Regions from separate parts of the Homo sapiens genome. Here region 1 is linked to region 2. A link is an interaction called in ENCODE POLR2A ChIA-PET data of the cell type or tissue named here. Cell type or tissue: Panc1. All regions are shown on one strand. Each heading gives the region's core, and the rest is flanking DNA. Links, peaks and the distances in the headings are about the cores only.

Evidence for each region. ChIA-PET counts read pairs that join two places held together with the same protein. Peaks named below come from ENCODE experiments on the same cell type or tissue, not always from the same donor. Only the 100,000 strongest peaks of a DNase experiment are listed, where the experiment ranks them.
Region 1: POLR2A ChIA-PET joins it to region 2 with 14 read pairs; 2 of 35 experiments call an interaction of 5 or more read pairs at or near these places.

What each region holds. Positions count from the first base shown.
Region 1 is chr2:9,426,830-9,431,044 of GRCh38, reverse strand. It overlaps CPSF3 (cleavage and polyadenylation specific factor 3), which reads right to left. Exons shown (of 18, transcript NM_016207.4): 2 at 2,217-2,280; 3 at 1,025-1,122; 4 at 165-293. Among named protein-coding and RNA genes, the nearest start is that of CPSF3, 5.3 kb to the right of the region's middle. In Panc1, for the core only: no CTCF peak of the experiment used is centred there; no DNase peak of the experiment used is centred there.
Region 2 is chr2:10,361,015-10,365,527 of GRCh38, reverse strand. All of the region lies in intron 1 of HPCAL1 (hippocalcin like 1), which reads right to left. Among named protein-coding and RNA genes, the nearest start is that of HPCAL1, 60 kb to the right of the region's middle. In Panc1, for the core only: no CTCF peak of the experiment used is centred there; no DNase peak of the experiment used is centred there; H3K27ac peaks cover 2,193 bases.

The sequences.
Region 1 (4,215 bases), core at 1-4,000, 930 kb after region 2:
GAAACACAATAGGTTTCAATGACCTTGTTAATGAATGATGAAATTACTGATATCCTTATACATGAAAAGGGAGCACCTCATTTTAAAACACAAAATGGTCCATATCTTGAACCATACATGCCATATAGAGCCAAAGTCGTGTATAATCTAATAAAGTAATTTACCTAACTTTGACATAATCAGAAAGAAGCCATCTATAAATAGCTTTTGTGGCATGAGTCATAAATGTTCTTCCTTTGAAACTTGTCTTCTGTAGAAACCAGGGCAGAGCTCCACAGTGATCCAAATGGAAACTTAAAAAGAAAGAGGCTGCATTAATTCTTAAAATTATTATCCATCAGATACCATGTAATGAAACTGTTGCTTACTGTACAAAACAAGTTTTATATAAACAACTATGTGCTGATACTTTCAGAAAAACCAAGAGTAGGTATGTGTAGAAGGAAGAAGTAATGCATACAGTTCTAAAATGGAGGAAAGATGTTTAAAGTATTGTTTTTAAACAGCAAAAAACTTTATTAGTGAATTAGGGAGGAAGAAGAATATCCCAAGCCTACTCCTGGCAGCCAGAATTACAGCAAACATTTTAACAGAATAAAGTTGAAACATGGATATCTCCCTGAGGTCACTGTCTTGTCACATTTTTCTATATGAACTCTATTTAAAAATAGTTTCAATAAAGGTGAAATGGCGTTCTTATAGAAGAATGTGATAAAACAGTGACCTCAAGGAGATATCCTGGAAAAGGGCTTTCTTAGTCTCAAGTTTTACAATGATTCAAGTTCTGTACTATCTCCTTCTCACATACTCACTGAACTTATACATAGAGGTAGGTAAGTTTTTCATAGCAAACTTCTCTAGCCTGTGATGACATTACGGAGTGTTGGTTTAGACTCAGATGTCTGCAATATGCTTCCTAGCAGAAAACACTCTTTTAAAAAACCAAACTCTCAAAATCTAGTAAAGAATGATCTTGATAGTAAAAGTCCGTGAAAAAGTGTCATTAATAAAGGGAAAAACTTACTGACTAATTAATAGGAGATCAATCTCAGCTGGGTCAATTAAATCAATATAAGGAAGAGCATCCATTCCTTCTAGGCCAGGGTGGATCCCACAGTCGAGCTGAAAGAAACAGGAAAAGAGATCACAATCTCCTGCACATTTTATTAAAATTCATTCGGCAAATAGGCAATAATTCTAGTTCCATCACCCATATACTCAAGATGGACTCCAGGCACTAGCACTTGGAACATGATTCTTATTAAATGTGGCAAATATGCCATTAACAATTCTAACTTCCCAACAAATTTAAAATATAGCTCACATTTAGGGGTCACAGGATGCAAAGTACAAAACAGCTTCTTTCCAGCTACTTTTGGTCGTCATTCTAACAACGAATTAAATCTTTTTCAAAAACTTTGATATCAGATTAAAATTTTAAAAGTTTATAGATTTACTACTACCAGATCGACTCTCGTGAGAAGATAATAATTAGAAATGGGAAACTTACCTGATCAGGGTAATTTAAATATTTTAAGGCATTAGGGAACAAATTCTTAAGACTCAGTCATTAAAGTTACTTATTTTTATGGCGTTACTACCAAATTAACAAAACAGATGACTAAAAGGATGACTATGTCTGACCTATACATGTTCTTTTCAGATTGGGAGGAGTTGAGAAGAAAGAGGAATCAAAGGAATCTGAGACACAGAACTGACTTTCTAATGAGTACCTTAGAAACTATCTCCTCTAACCCCTCTACCTTTCAGGCTTAGAGAAGCAAAGTGACTTGGCCAAGGCCGGCAGCCCCAGTGGGACCTGGGGATCCAAGCTTCTAGGCCAAGGCTTGATCCCCACATGCTGGAGGCGGCTAGAGCTCTCAGTGTGTTCAGAGTGCTTGGGCCCTTGGGATCTTCCACTGGGGGTGGGGCAGTTAGGCTGGCTCAACCCTTCAGGAGTGGAAGAGGGACTTTGAAGAGGTAACAGTTCAACAGATCTAGCTGACAATTTTACAGTCATAGAATATATCTTCTTAATCAACTAAATTACTAAGTAGAAGTGTGTATTAGTTTTTCTCATTAACACTATACAGCATAGATTACATGTACTATAACATTTTTCTGGGAGCTAAAAAGATAACTAGTCTATGAGAAAAGACTAACACCCAATACAGACAGAGCCATACTATTAAACTGAGTACAAAAATAGTAATTACCATTATTTTTCTTCCTTTGAACTCGAGAATAATACATGATCTTCCTACTTCTTGCCCAGCTCCACTGTAAATATTCAAGGGGAGAAAAAGAAGGATTAAAAAAAATCAAAACCAAGTCCAATAAACTTACACTTTTTTACAATGTACACTACATGCCATCTGATGACAGCACCTCACTGAAAAATTCTGAGACGTAAGAGAGTTCTACAAAATCACAAAGACAGGGAAGAACAGTGTCCACATGAGAACAGATGAAAACTGATCCTTGGGAGTCCAGGGATCTTGCAGTTCTTAAAATTAAGAGAGAAGGCGGTACAGATCCAAGAAGCCCAAAGGTTTGGGCTTGATTTAAATTCAATTTTCTGAATTTTAGGATTAAATTATAATGTATTTAAAATGTAAACTAGCAGTTACGCAGATTATATAATAATACTTCTAGAATTAGCACTTAAGTAGAAAGCCATAAGCATTTCAACACTGTCATCTTCTTTAAGATCATAATGTGTATTTGCCAAATGGCTTAAATTTAAATGGCCGGGTGCGGTGGCTCACGCCTGTAATCCCAGCACTTTGGGAGGCCGAGGCAGGCAGATCACGAGATCAGGATATCGAGACCCATCCTGGCTAACACGGTGAAACCCCGTCTCTACTAAAAATACAAAAAATTAGCCAGGCGTGGTGGCGGACACCTGTAGTCCCAGCTACTCGGGAGGCTGAGGCAGGAGAATGGTGTGAACCCAGGAGGCGGAGCTTGCAGTGAGCTGAGATCGCGCCACTGCGCTCCAGCCTGGGCAACAGAGCGAGACTCTGCCTCAAAAAAAAAAAAAAAAAATTTTTTTTTTTAAAATACTTATTCATACTGTGAATTTCAATCACTTTTTCTTCTACTTTCTGTTATTTCAGCATATTTTATACCAACTACTTACATAATTTTTGTTTCTTCTTAATAATTTCAGCCATAATTTGCAATGGTCACAAGGCACACTTTAAGTTAAACCTCATCTTTCAAATCCCTCACCTTCTTTGATGCCTTTTCCCAACCATTCTAGCTCACAATCCACTCACTCACTCAACATTAAGCAGCTTCTATTTGCCAAGCACTGGATTAAGTGCCTAGGACATGGAAATGCCTTACAGGGACCCTGACCTCAAGGAACTCAGTCAGATGGACATGCAATGGATCTATCCCCAAACTGAGATCCTACCTCCAAACAGGTGTTGATACAGAAGATCAAACAACTGTGGATGAGAGCCGCCATAAATTCCTGGCCTTCCACTTTTTAAACATTTTTTATTTGTAATTATTGTGGATACCCTGGCCTTCCACTTTAACTGGCCCTCAATGTTGCCTGGCTGTTTTCTCCATTTCATTTCCATATCAACTATTTTCAAACTTTCTTCCCTTTCCCAAATTTTCCAACCTTCTATCCTCTTCTTCACTTGAGGCATGGGCCATCTTCTGCATCAAAAAAATAAACAGTCCATTTGTAAATTTCCTCAACTTCATGTTGGTACAATAATTAAGAATACATGTACCAACAGGGTACCAACCTGCCCACATCTGTCTCCTTCTATTTCTCCTCTATAGATAGAATAGACCTCTCTTTCCACAATGAAACTTTCCACCATTCTACTCTACGTACTCCCTCCCTCCTTCTGAGGAACTCAACACTGCTGTGTCATTGACATTTTCCTCACTGTCTGCTCTTTACCATCCAATCCAAATTTAAACATACTACAGCCATGTTCATCCCCAAATTAAAATCCCTTGACTCTAAGCTCCTTTAGTTCCCACTTTATTCTTTCCCCAGACCACCTCCCAGGGCAGTGGACCCTCTTGTACTTCCTCACCTTCTACTCGCTCCTCAATTCGCTATACTCTGGCTTTTACCAATCACTTTTCTGAAACTGTCCTTGCTGCTCAGTAGTCATTTCAGTCTTTTTTTTTTTTTTGAGACAAGGTCCCCCTATGTTGCCCAGTCTGGCCTTCAACTCCTGG
Region 2 (4,513 bases), core at 310-4,309:
GCTGCAGCCTCCAAGAAAAGCCATCCATGGGAGACCCACCTGTCCCTCCGCAAGCCTTCGACCCGCTCTACCTCCAACTCCTGCACAGACTCCGGGCTGTCCGTTCAAATAGCTGGCACCTCGTCTGCCCATCTCCATGACACGAGGTGTATTTATTTCCAAGAACATGCCCCAGAGGAGGGGCTCACGCTCTTGCAATTACCGCGCCACCACCTGGAGGCAGGTGCACAGTGAGGGCACCCACTGGATGATCAAGATCCCAGCTGTCCTGGAATGCCACCCAATACCATCCAAGAGGAGCAAGGTCAGGGTCGGAGGCCTAGACCTCTCTGGCGGCCTCCATTTCTCCTTCCGTACATGAGGTGGCTAAGTTCAGAACTCAGGGCGGGTGGTGTGGACACTCTCATTTAGGGATGGGGATAGGGGTACATGAATCCCTTCCACCAAGCACCTGGAACTCTGGGAGATTTTGAGGCTGGTGGCCAAAGGCATCAGGACACACACACCTGGTGGCACCTGGGTGACATCACAGAGATGTACAAGCTCACATTGTAGAAGGCCCCACAGTGGACAGGGCTTGGGGAGGAGGGCTTGGTCCCCCTACCTCAGAGAGGGAGAAAAGGACATAAAAGCGGGGAGGGATGGTCAGGTGCAGTGACTCACACCTATAAACCCAGCACTCTGGGAGGCCGAGGCAGGAGGATTGTTTGAGCCCAGGAGTTCAAGACCAGCCTGGGCAACATGGCAAAACTCATCTCTACAAAATATACAAAAATTAGTCTGGTGTGGGGGCATGCACCTGTAGTCCCAGCTACTTGGAAGGCTGAGGTGGGAGGATCACCTGAGCCGGGGGAGGTCGAGGCTACAGTGAGCCATGATCGCACCACCGCACTCCAGCCTGGGTGACAGAGTGAGCCACTGTCTCCAAAAAAAAAAAAAAAGGAGGCGGGAGCTTAGGAGAGGAGGCCGTCAGGGCCGGGGAGGGAAGTTCATGGAAACCATCCCGAGGGAAGCAGCGAGGAGTCTCCCCCGGGACACCCGATCGGCCTCCTCGTGCCCCACACAGCCTCCAGCTCCTGCCTCCCTGGCCATCGCATTCCAGGTCACTGGCCTTGGGGCCCCTCCCTTCCCTGATGTCGGCAGTCATTCCCAGGAGGGTGGGGGAAAGAGTAGGGGGGGCCTCACCCTCACCTCTCGGTGCTCAGGGCTCTGGCCAGTCCTTACTGTTCAAGAAAACAACCTCAGCTTCCCGGAGGGACCCCCGGATGCCAGGCAGAAGTGGGGGCTCTGGGCCCAGCTCCCACACTCGACCCCAGGCAGACACCCGCCTCTGGGTGCTCTCTAGGACCTTTGCCACCCACGTGCTGGGAGCCTGTGCACCCAGGCAGGGCAGGAGGACAAGGTCACTACCATCTCCAAGGTCACTGCAAGCTCCTCCCAAACTGAGGCCTGGAGGCCCTAATATAACCCACTCCCAAGGTCCACCCCTCCTCCAGGTGGCCTGCCCCACCAAGCTGGGACCAGTGCCCTTCCCTCTGGGGTGTCCCACCCCACCACCCGGCCAAGCGCCCCGAATCATCAGGCCTCCCTGAGCACCAGCTGAGTCGGCTCAGGGCACTAAACGCTTACCAGAAGGCAGGCAACCCCGACAGTGCCTAAAACAGAAGGGGCAAGATTGCCACTTAACAGACCAGAGAACCAAGGCTCAGAGATGGGAAATAACTCATCCAAGGTCACGCAGCCCACACAAGGACTGGAGATCCGAAACAAGCCTGGCTCCCCAGCCTTGCCGTGCCCAAACTGTGGCTGGCCTCAGAGCCACCTCCGGAGCTTGTTTAAAATGCAGATTCCTGGCCCCACCCTAAAGATTTGGCTTCAGCAGGTCTGGGATGACCCAGGAATCTGCACTTTAGCTTGTGAGCTCCCCGGTGGTTCTGACAGGAGGAGGCTTCGGGTCACACACTTCCCAGAAATACAGCTACACCACATGACTCTCCAGACCTGAAACGCCACGTGTAGAGGGTATAGGCAGGACTATGTAAGAGGCATCCCGAAAGGTCGCTTCTGGAAGCTCCTACAAACAGCCAAGAAAGCCCCGAGGTTCTTCAGTCGATCCAAGTTATCAGAGCAGCAGAAATGGGGGTGCTGGACGGTAAACGTCTGCCCAGCACCCCCAGCAGCTCCTGCCCACCTGTCACACCGTGGAGCTCCAGGAGTCAGAAATACTTTTCTTGCCATGGTGTGGCAGTGACCTCAGAAGGGCTGCAGGGGAATCACTCTCCCACCACTCCGCCCCTAATGCATTTACAAAAAATAACAACCCTCCCATCTCAAGCCTACCTCAGGAAAAAAATCAGATACAGCATGGGTTAGAGTGAGAATGGGTTTTATTTTTTATTTACTTTTTGAGACAAGGTCTTGCTCTGTTGGCCAGGCTGGAATGCAGTGGTATGATCATGGTTCACTGCAGCCTCAACCTCCTAGGCTCAAGTAATCCTCCCACCTTGGCCTCCCAAAATGCTGAGATTACAGGCGTGAGTCACTGAGAGAACCATCAAAGGGGCACCTAGCTGTGTGACTCTGGGAAAACCAGTTTCCCTCTCTGGGCCAGGGATTCCCCAGTCCGACTGTCCTCTGAGGTCCCCCTCTGCTCAGGAATGGTCCAAACTCACCCTCTCTAACACAGGCCACAGCTGTGCTAAAGCCGCCATTCAACCCAATCTCATGACTCAGCACTCCTACCTGATGCAGGGGCTTCTGGCTGCCCTCCTCAGCGTCTGGGCTGGGGAAGGTGCCAGGAGAGCCCCTCTGTGAACAGACTCGCATTTGGGATGGCCTCAGGGCTACCCTCCCTTCTCTCCCAAAGCAGCAGAAATGGGATCCCGGTCTGCAGATAATCAGCCTGGGGCTGATATGTCCCTGGTGAGGCTGCCAAGTGGCAGAACATTACAACAGAACACCGTGGAGGCCTTCCCCATCGCCCAGCTCACCTTTCCTTTCCTGAAGGAAAGAAGCAGACATGTTCCTTCCCTGTCCTCTCCTCCTCTTGCTCAGCCCGGCCCCCTGCATTCCGGGGGGTCTATCCACAGGAGTAGGACATGGAGGAGCTCAGGCTGGCCTCTCTCTGGAGCCAGGACTCAGGCATTCGAGGCTCTGCTTGCTGTCATGTGGCCCTCCCTGGACTGTTGTCCCCCATGCTCCTGCCCCCGCCCCCCATGCTGCCACTCCAGGACTGAGTGCCAACAGCTCATTCTCGACACCTGGGTTCCGAAGCTCCGTTTGCCTCCATGAGGCTGGCACACAGCAAATGCTCCAAATGCTCAATTGACTCGCTGGCAGAGCAAACTGGATGCAATGGCAGCAGAGTCAAGTGAACCAGCTCCACAGCCCTGCCCATCACTTACTAGCTAAGTGATCTTGGGCACATGACTTAACCTCTCTGAGCCTCAGTTTCCTCATTTTAAAAGAGATGAGAATCCCAATTCATAAGATTATTGTAAGAATTAAATTAGCTAATGTCAGCCACACATGGCAGCTCATGCCTGTAATCCCAACACTTTGGGAGGCTGAGGCAGATGGATCACTTGAGGTCAGGAGTCTGAGGCCAACATGATGAAACACCATCTCTATTAAAAATACAAAAATTAGGCAGGCATGGTGGCGGGCGCCTATAATCCCAGCTACTCAGGAAGCCGAAGCAGGAAAATTGCTTGAACCTGGGAGGCAGAGGTTGCAGTGAGCAGAGATCATGCCACTGCACTCCATCCTGGTTGACAAGAGTGAGACCCTATCTCAAAAAAAAAAAAAAAAATTTAAGAAGTTAGCTAATGTACATGAAAGCATCTGGCAAGCTTTCGAGAACTATGGAAACGTTATTTATGTGATTATCAAAAGATAACAGTCGCCTTATGAGAAATCCTAGCCCTCTGATATATTAGGGTAATACTGATAACATAAGAAGGGCTTTCACACCTGTGTACATGGCTGAGGAAATCAGTTTAAAAGAATTAATGAATCATCCACCTCAAGTCCCTAAACCTGACTGGTTTCCCAAGAACAATGAGAAGATAAGTCCTCAGCTAGACAGCTGGGATCTGTCAGGACCCTCTGCTGGCGTTTTTCCCTTCCAATAATTTGAAGGCAATTAGGGCAACTGATTAAAATTCCAGAGACAGAGCAAAACAAAGCATGACTTATCTGTACACTCTCCTCATTAGACAACGAGGCCACAGTGGAACCAGCCTGCTCTCTCTCTCTCTCTCTCTCTGGGATCCACCCATTCCCTCCCATCCCTCTACAACCATTGCTTGGGATCTCCCCACGAGCCCGACCACCCACCCAGGAGCCCACGGACTCGCCTGGAAAACCACACTGGCCACCGTCCAGCACTGGGGAGGCCAGACACGCCGGGCTTTCCAGGGCAGTCTCGCCTGTCTCATCTAGTATGACAGAAAAGGAGTCCCCAGGCCAACAGGCTCAGGACCATGTCCGACTATGTCATTCCCACAGATCC